2 separate regions of the Mus musculus genome follow, and region 2 is linked to region 1. The links are chromatin loops, found by intact Hi-C in ENCODE. Cell type or tissue: heart. All regions are shown on one strand.

The links. Hi-C counts contacts between places; a loop is a spot of excess contacts. Peaks named below come from ENCODE experiments on the same cell type or tissue, not always from the same donor. Only the 100,000 strongest peaks of a DNase experiment are listed, where the experiment ranks them.
Region 2: it touches region 1 in a loop (1.9-fold over the local background); 2 of 42 quality-filtered maps call a loop at or near these places.

What each region holds. Positions count from the first base shown.
Region 1 is chr15:59,751,100-59,753,599 of GRCm38, reverse strand. No RefSeq gene overlaps it. Among named protein-coding and RNA genes, the nearest start is that of Gm19510, 43 kb to the left of the region's middle. In heart, no CTCF peak of the experiment used is centred here; no DNase peak of the experiment used is centred here.
Region 2 is chr15:59,698,299-59,700,798 of GRCm38, reverse strand. No RefSeq gene overlaps it. Among named protein-coding and RNA genes, the nearest start is that of Trib1, 51 kb to the right of the region's middle. In heart, no CTCF peak of the experiment used is centred here; a DNase peak (open chromatin) is centred at 1,348.

The DNA.
Region 1 (2,500 bases):
CCCACACACACACACAGTTCCTCATCTGTTTGGTCAAGGCCATTTCCTGTGGAAACCTGCCTATAATGAGATTGAGGGTCCACCACACACATACAATCAAACATCACCCTTGCTGTGCACAAGGGTTTATTACAAAACCCCACTTTGAATATGGTGACATTCAAGTCTGAAAAAGCTTGAATCACTATACCTCTGGTTTCCCAAGCCACCCCAAGGGAATGGCCTCAGCAGATTATCTTTGACACTGGAAGAACAGAAATCCATGTAAGGGGGTGTTTATTTCCACAGAGCAATCAGCTTCAGTGGGCCTGTGGTGACTGGCCTGTTTATAGGCCCTTGAGTTCCTGGGAACCCAGAGTGACATCAGGCTGTATTTCTAGAAGTTGACCAGAGGAGTTACCTTTCCAACCCTGACACTTGCCCAGGCTCTTTCTGGGCCCTGGACTCCTCTTTCATACTCCTGAATCCTGGCCACCTCCTCAATGCTCCTCAAATAATCTGTGTGCTCCCCTGTCATCATGAATGTCTGTCACCCTGTCCTCCTACCTCTCCTGACTGGAGCAAGGGGACACCATTCATCCTGCTGGTGTCCCTCCATTCATCCTCCACACATCTCCACATGCCGCTCTGTCCTTGCTCTGCATGTTCTGTCTTCCTTCCCATGGTGCTACCTTGGTTAAAACATCTTGCTGTGTGAACAGAAGATCAAAGCATGAGCTTCAGAGAACATCTGCCTGGGTTTAAATTTTGCCTCTTCCTTTTCACAGCTTTTTGAAGGAGGAGGAGGAAAGGAAGGAAAGAGGAGGAAGAGAAGAAAGAGGAGGAGGAGAAAGGAGAAAGAAGGGAGAAGGGGGAAGAAGAAGAAAAGGAAGAAGAAGAAGAAGAAGAAGAAGAAGAAGAAGAAGAAGAAGAAGAAGAAGAAGAAGAAGAAGAAGAAGAAGAAGAAGAAGAAGAAGAAGAAGAAGAAGAAGAAGAAGAAGAAGAAGAAGAAAAGATGTTTGAGAAGAGTGCAGGGTGTCACAGAACATTCTGGACATGAGGCCCAGCTGGAAGACTTAGGCCACTAAGGGTGATCTTCAAAGGGTACACTCACTTCTGCTTCAGCCCAGGCTCTCTGCTTCCTGCTTGGTGTCATATGAGAAGCAGTCACCGAAAGCTCCTACCACCATAGACTGACCCAATACCCAATGCAGCCACCAGGCCTGTACCCTGTGAAACTATAAACCAAAATAAACCTGTCCTTTATTAAGATGCCTGTGTCAGGCACTTGGTCACAGTGACAAGACAAGCTATCCAGCCTTTGTGTAAGCCTTCATTGTGGTGAGCAAAGGCCTCTTAGAGCAATGCCCAAAGCACAGCAAATTCTGATTTGAAAAGTGTGGAATCAACTATTTTCTGGTCCACCCTTTCACTGGGCTGAGTTTGTGACTGCAGAAGTTGTGTATTTACCATTTCTTAGCCTGGAACCAGGCACAGTGAATCCTTAATAAACATTCCCTAAGAAAATGAGTGAATGCAGGTAGCACTAGAGGATACCCATACCCGCTGAACCCCTGACTCCAGGGCCCAGTGACTCAGTTTATTTGCTCAGAGATATTTAATAGGTAGGAAGACTTGCTTGAAATCCCCAGTGTTGAGCTGTGCCCCAAACATAGTTGCTCATCTCGCTAGAGTTGGGCAATTCCAGATGGCCTAATAGTGCAGGGACATACTGTTGATTACTGTTGACCTGCCTGAATGGCTCTGAACCCATTGGAAGAGCTCACCATCTCAGACTCAGCCAGAGATTTAGCAGATGTTCTCAGTAGCCAGCCCTTACACCACCACCACCCTAGCTGTGTCCCCTGGACTAGAGCTAGCTACCCCTGCTCTGCAATTGCTACAATCCAGATCCAACACTATTTCAGTGCTCAACTAGGCAACTGTAGGCCACCACACCTGTTTATTCCTGGATGGAGATATTTTCTCTCCACTCTGAACTCCCTTTGCCCTTTATCTCTTCTGGGTATTTGTCATCTTGGAATTTCATTATCTGTGCAGTATATAACAATGCCCCTTCAAATGGAAGATGTGAGGAGAGTCTTGCTTTCATGGACACTCTCATATTTATTACCTCCAAGTTCCCAGAAACCTGTGATCTTAAACTCTGTGACCCTGTTCTCCATATAGCACCTGATTCGTAAGCTTTCAGTCTGTGTGTGCACAGTGGATTAATCAAAGAGACAACCAAGAAATAAATCAATGAAGCTATGTATGTCCTACTGAGATAATACCAAAAAAATGTATTATTTGAGGATTTTTTCTTTGTCTTTTCATTCCCCTTATGCTTTCCTTCTCACCTCTTCTTTATTCTATTCTCAAACTAGAAATAACCAAGCCAACCACCTGTGTCCCAGATAATGAATCTCCAGTCACCCAGGATCTTCAGAGTTTCGTTTCATTAACTGAAGAACATGGACTTGGCTGTACAAACACATGCATATGTTTTCACGCCCTGGGA
Region 2 (2,500 bases), 53 kb after region 1:
ACTTGGGTTCTCATAGACCACATGTGTACAATGTCCAATGAGGCCAGAAAATAGCATCTGACCCCCTGGGACTAGAGTTAGAGATGGTTGTCAGCTACCATATAGGAGGCAGGAACCAAAGCTGAATTCTCTACAAGAACAACAAGTGCTCTTGCAAGAACAACAACCAATGAGCCATCTCTCTAGGCCCTGAGTTCTTGTTTCTGACCACTGTGGCTTCCCAAACAATGCCTACATGGGTTTCTGTTACCAAGCCCATTAACCTGGAACTACTCCAAGCATGACACAAAGGAGACATCTCACACACCAGCGGCTTCGAGATCCATACAACAACCATGTGAATGGAAACCATTTTCTGGAACAGAAATCGCAATACTCATGAGCCTACACAGACACCCACTCAGGACCTGTTGCAAAGGCTGTGGGAGATGTCCGGCAGACTCTCCACAAAAGCCCAGCCTCGGGCTGGTGAGATGGCTCAGTGGGTAAGAGCACCCGACTGCTCTTCCGAAGGTCCGGAGTTCAAATCCCAGCAACCACATGGTGGCTCACAACCATCCGTAACAAGATCTGACGCCCTCTTCTGGAGTGTCTGAAGACAGCTACAGTGTACTTACATATAATAAATAAATAAATCTTTAAAAAAAAAAAAAAAAGCCCAGCCTCAGTGCTGAGTATTCTGATCTCACCACTTCTGAGGAGGGGATGACTGTCTTGGGTAACTGTGAGCCAGAGCCCAGCTTCTTGGTGACAATACCAGGTGCCTCACAAGTAGCCACTGGGAGCTCCGTGCCTGGTGCGGCAGCCCCCTGGCTCCCTTATATGGCAGTCTTCTCATCTCTTCACATTGACAGCTGAGAGCAAAGTACACACAGTCATTCCAACCCTGCAGGGTTTGGCAATCCATTATGAACTAGAGAGAACCGGAGACTTGGGAAAGATGCTCATGGCCTGTGCCTTTTGCCATTGTGCTCAAAAACAGAAGAACTTGGGCCAGTGAGATAGCTTAGCACATAAAGTCATAGAGTCAAGCCTGATGACTTTCCTTAGTTCTATTGGTTCCCAAGTTTCACACGGTGGAAGGAGAAAGCTGACTCCCTCAAGTTGTCCTTTGACCTCAGTGTGTGTTTTGTGCCACCGTGCACATGTGCACAGACACCGATAAATAAATATAATTTTTAAAACTATTGCTTAGTGACAGAACTTGGTTGAGAGCATCATGTCACTGGATTCCTTCCAAGACTCTTTAAGGGAGATTCAGCAGGAATTCCAGAAAACAAAGATGCAGGTCACGTGACAGGTGGGCCAGCCAGGCCAGGCCTCTTACCTTCAGAGAGGATGTGTTTCCGCCTCCAGCTTCCACCTTTTGTCCTGGTCTTTTGCCTGACATCCTTGCATCCTGGTTCCAGGAAGAGAAGGACAGACATCTCTACTTTTTGAAGCTCACTCAAGGAGGACTCTTGGGGTCACCAGGGGACCTATTTTTGTGCAAATAGAAAAAGCCAAGTCTTGGCCAGTGGCTATGCTAAAGGCTGAGAGAGAGGAAGTCCAGAAGCCAGTTCCAGCCTGCTTGGTGGGTGATGGGACTTGCTGCCACAGCAGGAGCACGTGAGGTCATACCCTGAGAGAGCCAGCACTCCAGAGCATCAGGCAGGATGTCCCCAAGGTGGATGCTATCAAGGCACCAGGCATTGCTCTAAGGGCTGTGGTCTTGAACCTGGGCTGAGGGCTGCAAGCACTCTGATGGTTGTCCCAGGAAGTGATGGGATCTGAGGAACACTTCTTACCAAAATCCAGCAGGTGCTTGGCTGTTCTCTGGGATCCCACCGTAGCCCCGAGATCCTGGGTCCTGCCCTCTCCACCCTTTCCCAATCCTCATTTTGCAATCAGTCCGCCTGACCCAGTAACCATCTGCAGCCTGAGGAAAGCCCATCATCTTCACCCTTTTCCATGTGTTTCAAAAAAGGAGCCTAGGGCAGTGGGGGAGGAGTCTAGGCATCACATGAGTTCTGGCCACAGCCTGAGCCCAGCCACCCTGAGTCAGCTTCCAGACCAATCGCCAACCTAGATGGAGAAAGGACACTCACTAGGGAATAAGCTAGGAAGTACTTTGCTGTGCAAGGTTTATAGGTGGAGAGAGGCAGGTAGAAGGAAAGGCTGTAGGTCAGAGTTCAGGGGAATATTTCTAGCTGGCTTCATCTTCTCAGTTCACTGTGCAACATTACCTGCATCATGAAACTCCTCTAAATGGGTTTCCAGATTCCTGTCCTCTGGCCCTAGTCTCCTGAGTGCTGGGACTCTGTGTATGGATCACCACGGTCAGATGATAATTTCCAGTGTCCCAAAAGGTTCGTGTATTGAAGGCTCTGTCCTCAGCCTGTGGCAGGATTGGGAACTAGTACAACCCTGAGTAGAAGTTAGGTCATTGGTAGTGTGCCCTTGAAATATTGACCTATCTCTCTTGCTATGGTAAATAACTATGGTATATCACACTGTCCAT